2 separate regions of the Homo sapiens genome follow, and region 2 is linked to region 1. Evidence: chromatin contacts called from ENCODE Hi-C or POLR2A ChIA-PET data. All regions are on one chromosome and are shown on one strand. Each heading gives the region's core, a stretch centred on a gene start or an enhancer-like site at or near the end of the contact. The rest is flanking DNA. Distances are from core to core; before and after follow the strand shown. Region 1 overlaps LGR4 (leucine rich repeat containing G protein-coupled receptor 4). Region 2 overlaps LGR4 (leucine rich repeat containing G protein-coupled receptor 4).

Region 1 (5,386 bases), core at 2,758-5,257:
TGAGAGCAGCCTGGCCAACGTGGTGAAACCTGTCTCTACTAAAAGTACAAAAATTAGCTGGGCATGGTGGTGGGCGCCTGTAATCTCAGCTACTCCAAAGGCTGAGGCAGGAGAATTGCTTGAACCCAGGAGGCTGAGGTTGCAGTGAGCAGAGATCACGCCACTGCACTCCAGCCTGGGAGACAGTGCGAGACTCCACTCCATCTCAAAAAGAAAAAAAAAAAAAAGTAGTTGCCAAAATTTTGGAGCTTGCTGATTTCAAATTACATTTAATAAAAGAATGTCACTCACATCCTGTTAAATGCCTTAGTTCAGTTTTGAACTAGAAATGCTTTCTCTGGAGGCAGTATCATGGGCTGGTGGTTGTGCCTAGTGTTCTTTACACATATGCGGCACTGTGGTGATCCATCCATTTGAGGGAATAGAATGGCATCCCAGGAGAAGCAGCCTGGCTGTGTTTGGGTACCACCTGTGATACTTCCTATGTGTGTCTTCAAAAGTAGGTATAGAAAGAAACAAGGAGGGCCAGGCCTGGTGACTCAGACTCACACCTGTAATCCCAGGACTTTGGCAGGCTGAGGGGGGTGGATCACCTGAGGTCAGGAGTTTGAGACCAGCCTGACCAACTTGGTGAAACCCCAGTCTCTACTGAAAATACAGAATTAGCCGAGTGTGGTGGTACATGGCTGTAATCCCAGCTACTTGGGAGGCTGAGGCAGGAGGAGAAATCGCTTGAACCTGGGAGGCGGCAGTTGCAGTGAGCCAAGATCCTGCCATTGCACTCCAGCCTGGGCAACAAGAATGAAACTCCGTCTCAAAAAAGAGAAAGAGAGAGAGAGAGAAAGAGGAAGAGGAGAAAACATTGCTGAGGGGTAGATAAATGTTGGTCAGAAGGGAATGGTGGTGCTCGAAGTACTTTTCAGGCAGGACTTGACGGGAGCCCAATGCCAGGCCATCTGGTAACCACCTCTGCAAAGGGAAGGTAGGAACATGAGTGAATGGGAGGCTGTGGTCACTGTCTTCTGGCTTTATTATCTAGTCTTCAACCTCTCCATAAGGGGAAAGGGAAATTGCCATTAGTAAGAAAGCACTCTATTATTTGTGTGCACAGTTGCTGTAGTCTCCCTCTGCTTTTTCTGCCCGACGTCTCCTCGCAACAGCTGCTGAAAGCCACTGAATCCTCATGTGCCCTCCCTGCTGCTCAGTCCATATGTCTAATCAGTGTATATATGGTATTTCTTACTCCACTAATTCTTGGCTAGAATTCCAGCCAAAAGGCTACAATGAAATTTCTGTAATAGACCACAAGAAACCTAAGTCCCATCATTTCTCAGAGAAATAACACCAATTGGTAAATTCTCTATTTCACACTTGCCTCTCTTGTTTTTTAAGCTGCTTCCTAAGTGAAGAAACTCTAGTGTCGCTCAGTGCATTTCATGAAGGAGTTAACTTTGGCCCAGATTACCATCTGACATGTGGCCTAGTCCTTCACACACACCCTTGACCAGTGCCCCATATTTAAGACAGCGCAGTTCCTGCATTTTCCCCCTGCTGGAAGGGAGAGCAGATAGGAAATTTCAGGTCATATATGCATTAAGAGTCAAGGATATTATTGAAAATTCTTGCTTTCCAAAAAGCTTTCCCTGGAAGGAGCCCCTAATGTCAATCCATGGTCTTTATGAATAATAAATGCACACAAAAGAGATTCATAGAGACATTGCACACTGAGCCACTTGTATGCCGCTTCCTGGAATGGTTCCAAATCCAGTGGGAAAGCGGAAATCTAGAGGATTACTTTTTGCTTCTCCTCTGCCCTTTCTCTTTCTCTCCATTCTCTGTCTTTGCTCTCTTTGCTTCTGGGGCTGTTGTAGCAAACAGAGTAAGTGGGAGTTGCCTTGAGGTAAACGGTGTCCCCTTTGAAATCCTGCTAGACTTGTTTTAATTCTGTGTGATCATGTGCACAACACAGCGTGTGTTGAGATACTACTGTGGACCAGTGGACTGATGTTCCCATGTTTAGAGTTCCTCCCCACCTTTCCTTAAGAAAATATGCTTCCAGCATATGTCGAGAAATAAAATGTTTGCCCTGGCATTCGACACTTTAGCCACGTAGTTCTTTCCTGTTAGGAGAGTGAGGGAGTAGAAATGAAATAAGAAAAGTTGCAGAAAAGGGAAAATAATCAGGAAGCTTTCTCACCCTTTTAGTAGTAATATTAGCTTTGCAAATCCAGAGTCTTACAATGGGGCTTAGCGGAGACATTATAGCAAATACCAAGTGTCTTGTCTTTGTAAGGGGTCATACAAGGGAATATAGAATAAAGATGACCTAGTCCCTGCTCATGAGGGACATATAAGATCATTGAAGAAGATCAGAGCAGTACAAAGGAACTAAAGGCAGAATAAGATGCACCCAATGGGATAGCTTTGTCTAAGGTACCCGTGGAATCAAAGGAAGGTGATATCATGAGTTCATACCGGTGGTAGCGTACCCTACTTGGACAACTTGAACAAGGCTTCAGTTTGTAGAGGGCAGAGTTGTGGGTATTTCAAGTGAAGGAGATGGTGTGAGCCAAGAGTCAGAGGTGGCAATGCATGGTGTGTTTGGATGTAATAACGGTGCTTAGTTGCACCAGGGGAAAAGAGAGCCTTTGGGAAAATGCTTAGAATTGTGCTTTTTCAGATTAAGTGGTTTGAGACAGGAATCCTGTGGAAGTTCATGGCAGTAGTCCAGGAGGAAAAAAAATCAGGTGATAACAGGAAGAGTCAAAGAGTGGATGGGTTGAAACCTTGCAGAGAGACACTCTCGTGGTCTTTGGAAACAGAACACGGAGGGGAAAGAACTGATGCCTGGGACTCTCCACCTTCACAAACAGAAAACCATACCACTTTCACTCTTATTTTTTCACCCTAATTATCTTTTTCCTTTAGTATTTCACAGCCACTGGAAAATAGTAAAAGAATATTGTTTGTGGGACAAAAAGAAAAATATAAATAACAAGATTTAGTCAATGAAAAAGGTTTTCTGAGGGCAGCCAATAGGTCCTGAAGTAGTGAGAAGCTACGAAAACTGTTGGCTATAGCACAGAAGTGCAAACCCAGGCATGGAATGGGAAGTGGCTGGTCTTTGCTAATAGAGGGCCAAATTCCTGCTCAGGATCAGCCACCTCTTTTTCCTCCGGAGTTGCCTAAAAAAATAAAAAAAATAATAATAAAAAACAAACAACAGAGAATGGTATGTATCCTTAACTAAGTCTCACTGAGTTTAGGGCATGCCCTACCTTTGGGCACTCAGGGAATCCCATTCTCAGCCCCTCTTGCTGGTCATCTTTGGCTATGGGAAGGATGGCACTGTAGGTCTGTTAGGAACTTCTCCGTAACTGCAGTTCTGGGCTCCTAATGCATAGTCTCTCCTTACTAGCTTTATTCTGCTAGGTGACATCTATTGATACTCAGACAAGGCTGTTAACTTGCTCAAGTCCACTCTGCCCCACCTTTTCTGTGAATTATTTCCTAATCTTTTGGTGACTACCAGAGGCATCACAATACAGGTAGAAGTGGATAAGTATTTCAGCCAGCCGGGCAAGAGAACTGGAATGCTGGCTCCTTCATGTACAAGCAGTGTGACTTATGCCAAGTCACCTAACCACTCAGGGACTCAGAAAAGCAGGGCAGTTGTCTTGAGATGATTAAAATGAAAGAATGTTTGTGTACCAGCTATCAGTATCACAGTGTCTGCAACTACTGTAGGCGTATAGTTTTTTTCTTCCAAAGAATTTGGGATTTTTTTCCTAACCTTGCTATTTATTTACTTTGCTCTTTTCTGAATCTGAGCTTTTAGACATGAAGCATCCCCAAGGTTTACTATAAGAAATACTAGCTCATAAAATAAGCAACATGTGAAGAGCTTCTGGCGGGTGCAATTACTGGAGCTGCAGAGCTTTTACCACGCTGCTGTGCTTGTTACTCATTAACACAGCAGCTCCGTAAACTTACGTAGATACATTCCTGAAGGCTCCACAGGATATGTTTACTCTACTAACAAACTAAGTAATCAAAGTAGAGTGTCCTCTTGGACAGCATTATCACTGTCCACCACATACTAGTAGTGTTTATTTCTCCAGATCGTTGGCTTGTATTTCAGGATAAGCCTCATGCAGAGCTCATTTTGTCATTTATATTAAAGATAAATAGAGGAGAAAGAGAATGCTTTTTGAAGTTAGGTGACTTTAGTTTTCTCATGGTTTATAAAACGGGCAGAGATTTGGGAAAAGGAAGCAAATATTTTGGCTAATGTGGTCAAACACTCTTTTCTGTTGACAAGTTAAGATAATCAGGTGTTCTGCATTTTGCCACTTTGTTACTTTATAAAATACTTTTTTTTTTTTATGAGCCCAGCACAATAGGCTGAACTCAAGGAAAGCCCATAGATACAAGGACATTCACAACTAATATTAGAGACAAAAGAATAATAAGAATCCTGTAACAGCCTTACTCTGTTTATAGTGTTTCTTTTTTGGAGGACTCTAGCTTTTTAACACTTGGAAGAGCAGTCACAGGGCTATCTGAGGCCCTGGGGAAAGATGGCTACTGCCTCTTATGGCTTTTATGGTGCAATTTGATCTTTTAAAATGTGACCTTTTAAGCACTTTGCATTACAGCTGTGAGCATTATCAGTTGAATTTAATGGGTGAGACCGGGGTCCCTTTGAGATTGCTTGTACCAAGCTTGCACTAAGGTAGACTTTGGGATGCTATGGCATCGGAATGGTGAGCATTTTCAAGGAGGAGCTTCTGAGAAAGCAGTTTCTGTTTCATGAATTGGCATGTTGGTGGGTGGTAACAGAAGTTTGAGATGCACATCCTGTTCTTGAAGGCATTTGTACTTGGCCCACAAGACTAATGTACAAGAAACAACCAGTAGACGGTAGCTTGTGACCCAAGTTTATGAGCTCCGAGTGTTCAAGCATAGGGCACATTTATAAGAACTGAAGCTTTCAAGAGGAGCAGCATTGCAGTTGGGTGTTTAAGGGGGTACAAATGAGGTTGCTAGGTGAAACATTTAAAAGATGTAGTGCTTTGGGAGGCCAAGGCAGGCGGATCATTTGAGGTCAGGAATTCGAAACCAGCCTGGCCAACATGGTGAAACCCCGTCTCTACTAAAAATACAAAAATTAGCTGGGCGTGGTGGTGGGCGTTTGTAATCCCAGCTACTCTGGAGGCTGAGGTAGGAGAATTGCTTGAATCCAGGAGGCAGAGATTGCAGTGAGCTGAGATTGCACCACTGCACTCCAGCCTGGGCGACAGAGTGAGACTCCGTCTCAAAAAATAAATAAATAAAATAAATAAGTAAGTAAAAAATGTAGTGATAAAGCTGGCTAGTCTAGAAC
Region 2 (4,882 bases), core at 1,512-4,011, 61 kb before region 1:
TACTGAACATAAGCTGAATAACAACATGCTAAAAGAAATTATTGCCTTTCACATTTTCTCATAAAACTGATTCCTTTTGTAGTTCTTGATTATAATAGATTTCCTTTAAATTTATTGGCTCATTTAAGGTTAAATTTTTAAAAGTTTCTGTTTTATGGTTCTTCATAAATGAATCTATTTGTGGTTCCCTTTTTATTTATTGCCTCCATATTTTTATCCTAAAATAAATGGTTTAATCTTAGATGTTCCATCTTCCTTACTTTGACTGCTTCCCTGACTTTCAAAACTGTGAATTCAAGGCCCGGCATGGTAACTCATGCCTGTAGTCCCAGCACTTTGGGAGGCCAAGGTGGGCGGATCACCTGAGGTCAGGAGTTCGAGACCAGCCTGGCCAACATGGTGAAACCCCGTCTCTACTAAAAATACAAAAATTAGCTGGGCATGGTGGTGGGTGGCTGTAATCCTAGCTACTCGGGAGGCTGAGAGAGTAGAATTGCTTGAACCCGGGAGGCAAAGGTTGTAGTAAGCTGAGATCGTGCCATTGCATTCCAGCCTGGGTGAAAAGAGCGAAATTCCATCTCAAAAAAAAAAATACTTAAAAAAATTAAGAAAACAAAAAAACTATGAATTTATAGAGAAAACTCCCCCAAGCTCCTCAATTTTAAAAGTCATCCTTTTTAATGTTCAGTTCTATGAGTTTCACAATGTATACAGTCATGTGACCACCATCACTGTGAAGATATAGAGCATTTCTTCACTTGATGAATTTCCATGCCTCTCTGTAGTTATCTCCTCTCTTCACCTCCAACCTCTGACAACTGCTGAACTATTTTCTACCTTGGTTTCCTCACTTTATGTAGTTTTGCCTTTATTAGGATGCCATATAAATGTAATAAAACAATGTAACCTTTTGCGTCTGGCCTATTTTTCTCACCATACTGCATTTGAGATTCTAACATGTTGCGTATATTAATATGTAATACTCACTTTCTTTTCTTTTTCTTTTTGAGATGGGGACTTGCTTTGTTGCCCAAGCCGGACCACAGTGGCATGATCACAGTTCACTGCAGCCTCTAACTCCTGGGCTCAAGCAGTCCTCCTACCTTAGCCCTCCAAATAGATGGGACTACAGGCATGTGCCACCATGCCTGGCTAATTTTTTTTTTAATTTTTGCAGAGATGGGGTCTTGCTGTGTTTCCCAGGCTAGTCTTGAACTTCTGGCCTCAAATGATCCTCCTGCCCTGGCTCCCAAAGTGCTGGGGTTACAGGTGTGAGCCACTGTGCCTGGCCAGTACTCATTTTCATTGCTAAGGAGTGTTCCATTGTGTACGTATACTATAATTTGTTTCTCCATTCACCAGTCAAGGGACATTTGCCCTATTTCTAGCTTTTTGGCTATTATAAATAAAGCCACCATAAATATTCACACAGAGTTTTTGTATGAACATAGGTATTTATTTCACTTGCATAAATACCTAGAGTGAGATCCTGGGTCATATGGTAAATGTATGTTTATAAGAAAATGTTGGTCTCAATTTTAATGTCTTAGACTGTGGTGAGGTTTGTTATCACCAATTACTTATAGTCACAATATATTGTTAGCATGGTATGTAGTATTAGCAAAAGCTGTTAAAAACTGATTTTGTTTAAATGTCTGCTTTCTTTAAGTTCTTTAAACTCCTCTATGCTGAGAATGTCTGCTTTTAAAAGAGAAGAATTCTTAGCTCCCTTTATGATACCTAGCAGTTGCTGTAATCCCCGCCAGAGACTCCTGTAGAAATTACCCTAATGTGAAGCATTTTGCTTACAGTGAAAAAAGTTTGAATTATTAATGTATTCATATTTGGAATGTCTGATTTTTTTAAAAAATGGATATTTAGTGAAGAATTGCTGGGCCTACCTATACATTATGCATTTTACATGTGCTAACTAGAATTTCCACAGTAACCATCTTGGTCCATGGCAGGATTCCCATTTTATCACTGAGCAAACTGGGATTTAAAAGGATTAGGTAACTTGTTCAAATATCCCACAGTTAGTGGGTGGTAGTTTGTGAAGCTCAGGTGTTCCATATTTAAGTTTGCTCATCCCTGTAGTTTGCTTAGATATTTGACAATTTATCAGAAGAGGAACAGGTGAAATGAGAAACAAAATGGTGAGAAGCTACAGGTTATTACAGGAAAAAAAAATCAGAACAGAAAAAAATGTGTACCCAAAAAGCACACATACATCTATATGTCTGCATACACTGGGAGACTATGACTTGATTTAGAGTCAAAAATCTACACAATAGATTCAAAATCTGTTGTGTAAAATGAAGTTGTCTGTTATTCATAGCAGAACTTTTAAAAAGTATCTCTAACTTGGTCTTTTTGCTTTTTATACATACTTGTTTAAAAGCTTTCACATCATTTCCCATGTTAATAGTGTTTTTTTGTGTGTGTCTGGAAAGTATCAGTCATATGCTTTTTGACTGGCTTTTTCTTTCTTCCGTGGACTTCACTTACATGGTATATGAGGATCAGATCTGTTAGCAGACTCACTTTTCTGTTTCTAAAGGAGCAAATTTCTGAATGTGCTCCTTTAAACCAAAACTTTGCAGTAGATTAAAAAGCAAAATGTGCAGTATGATGGTTTCCATATAGCTGCCCCCTTTCACTCACTGGAATTTCCTGCCTCTCCTGTTGAAGATGTTTTTATAGGGAAGTCAGCATAAAAGTGAATCACCCATGAGCCTTTTTCTCCCCCAAGGCATTTCATTTAGTCAACTTGGTATTAATTTAGTTGGTACTCTTTAGTTGACTCGAACACTGTGTGTTGATGGTGTGAGCTGATGTTTATTAAGCTGTTAATGTTTTACAGACTTGATGGGTTCCCATTTGGATCTGTGTGCTCTTTCCTTTAGCAGCAGGGCTATTATTCATGATTGAATCTGTGGCCACAGTTTTAATTTTGAATGTACTGGTGATAGCCAGCCTCATGCTAAACAGTCATTTGCTTGGTGATTCTAAAGGTTGTCTTCTTCCCCTGGAAGCATTTTGCTTTCTCATTTCACTTATGTTGCATTCTTAGTCATGAAGAGCTCTCTGGTCTGTCCTGCCATTCAGATAATATCATCACCATCCTCTTGTTATTAACTTAGATGCTCATAATAATGTTATTGAATGCCAGGCACTAAATGAAGTGCGTAACACGTGTTATCTATTTAATCCTCCCAATAGGCCTCCAAAGCAATGCTATTATTCTCCCCATTTTAGAGATGGAGAAACCATGGCAAGTGAGGACTTATTACCACTAGTAATGAGAGGTTTTGCAGGTAGGGTGTTGGATCTTGCTTTTATAGACTAGGGTTATTTGGTTGAGTGGGCTGTATAACAGTATCTTTCAGTGCTCTTCCTAAATGTAGGCGTTCATCCATTGTACATGTCTTAGGTATCGGAAACTTCTCATTATGTAGATGGGGAATTAATTCTGGAGAGGTTTTGTTTTGTTCTGTGCTTGAAGTGTTCTCAGCTCCTTAGAATGTAGATTTGGAAAGGATCTTAAAGGTCATCTAATGCAGTGGATCTAAAACTCTTGTTTATTATGGCCCACCCATCAAAAAGGCTATGTCGTTCCATGGGGAAAGCAAAAAGTCAGTTTCTCCCAATGGTGTATATTATATTAACCTGTTTATAGACATGGTAGTTATTATTTGTTAAACTTTTCAGTCACATAAATCATAACACCAAATTCTTGTTGTTGTTTTTTTTTAGACTTTTCCTCCCTTCTTTGTGTACTTCTCTATTAAGAGCTGGCAGTTGATCTGGCTCAAATTCCCCATTTAATGGGGGAGAAATCCAGTTACATTTAGTTGTATGACTTGACCAGAATCATTTATAGTGCTCCAGGGTATGTTAAAAATGAAACACCCCATCTGTACAAAAAATAAATTAGCCTGGCGTGGTGGCACACACTTGTAGTCTCAGCTACTCAGAAGGCTGAGACAGGAGGATCACTTAGAGACCAGGAATTTGAGGCTGCAGGGAACTATGATGGTGCCACTGCACTCCAGCATGGGTGACAAAGTGAGACCTGGAAAAAAGAAAGAAAGACAGACAGAGAAGGCAAGTGGAAGAGCATTATCAGAAGAGATGGTCCTTTCTTTGACTGTGTTAATCTTTAACATTTAATTTAATATTAACATTTAGTAAGACTTTTGACTTGTGTTGCTGTGGCTTGTGTCTGTTGGATGACAAGATAAAATTTCCTGTGCTTCTTCCTTGTCTTCCCAGTTTTCCATGGGCTCAGTACTTTGTTGAAATTGTAGGAGATAATTTGTGGAGGTGAATAAAAATGTTTAATGCAAATAATTTTGCTTTTTTTTTTTTTTTTGAGACAGAGTCTTGCTCTGTCTTCCAGGCTAGAGAGCAGGTGGCATGATCTCGGCTCACTGCAACCACCACCGCCCTGGTTCAAGCAATTCCCCTGCCTCAGCCCCTGATGTAGCTGGGATTACAGGTGCATGCCACCACATCTGGCTAAGTTTTAGTATTTTTAGTAGAGACAGGGTTTCACCATCTTGGCCAGACTGGTCTCGAACTCCTGACCTCAGGCAATCTATCTGCCTTGGCCTCCCAAAGTGCTGGGATTACAGGCATGAGCCACTGTGCCCGGCCAATAATTTTATTTATTCAAACTATTCTTTGAGAGCTACAAATATTTGTATAATGGTTCATGGAATTGTCAACCCAAAAGTATCTGTGACAGATCTCAATCAATTTAGAAAGTTTATTTTGCCAAGGCTAAGGACTTGCCTGTGACACAGCCACAGACAGTCTTGAAGACGTGGTTGGAGTACAGCTTACTTTTATACTTTTTAGGGAGACATAATATATCAAT

Evidence for each region. A loop is a pair of places that touch in the nucleus more often than their neighbours do. ChIA-PET counts read pairs that join two places held with the same protein, here RNA polymerase II (POLR2A). Pooled maps may share reads with other maps.
Region 2: a loop to region 1 is called in a map of CD8-positive, alpha-beta T cell, with 4 times the contacts of the local background. The contact joins two enhancer-like sites. A Hi-C loop is called at or near these places in 20 of 168 maps with a recorded cell type or tissue (CD8-positive, alpha-beta T cell, Caco-2, Calu3 and 14 more), 2 of 37 single-sample maps with no recorded cell type and 7 of 50 pooled maps. POLR2A ChIA-PET finds 5 or more read pairs at or near these places in 11 of 52 experiments (A549, A673, Caco-2 and 8 more).

What each region holds. Positions count from the first base shown.
Region 1 is chr11:27,394,354-27,399,739 of GRCh38, reverse strand. All of the region lies in intron 2 of LGR4 (leucine rich repeat containing G protein-coupled receptor 4), which reads left to right. Among named protein-coding and RNA genes, the nearest start is that of CCDC34, 34 kb to the right of the region's middle. Within about 2 kb of position 4,007, at least 9 of the 41 ENCODE cell types and tissues checked have a DNase peak (open chromatin) inside an H3K27ac peak, as active enhancers do; they include PC-3 and PC-9, where a contact is called at or near this core.
Region 2 is chr11:27,454,255-27,459,136 of GRCh38, reverse strand. All of the region lies in intron 1 of LGR4 (leucine rich repeat containing G protein-coupled receptor 4), which reads left to right. Among named protein-coding and RNA genes, the nearest start is that of LGR4-AS1, 15 kb to the left of the region's middle. Within about 2 kb of position 2,761, at least 3 of the 41 ENCODE cell types and tissues checked have a DNase peak (open chromatin) inside an H3K27ac peak, as active enhancers do; they include PC-3 and PC-9, where a contact is called at or near this core.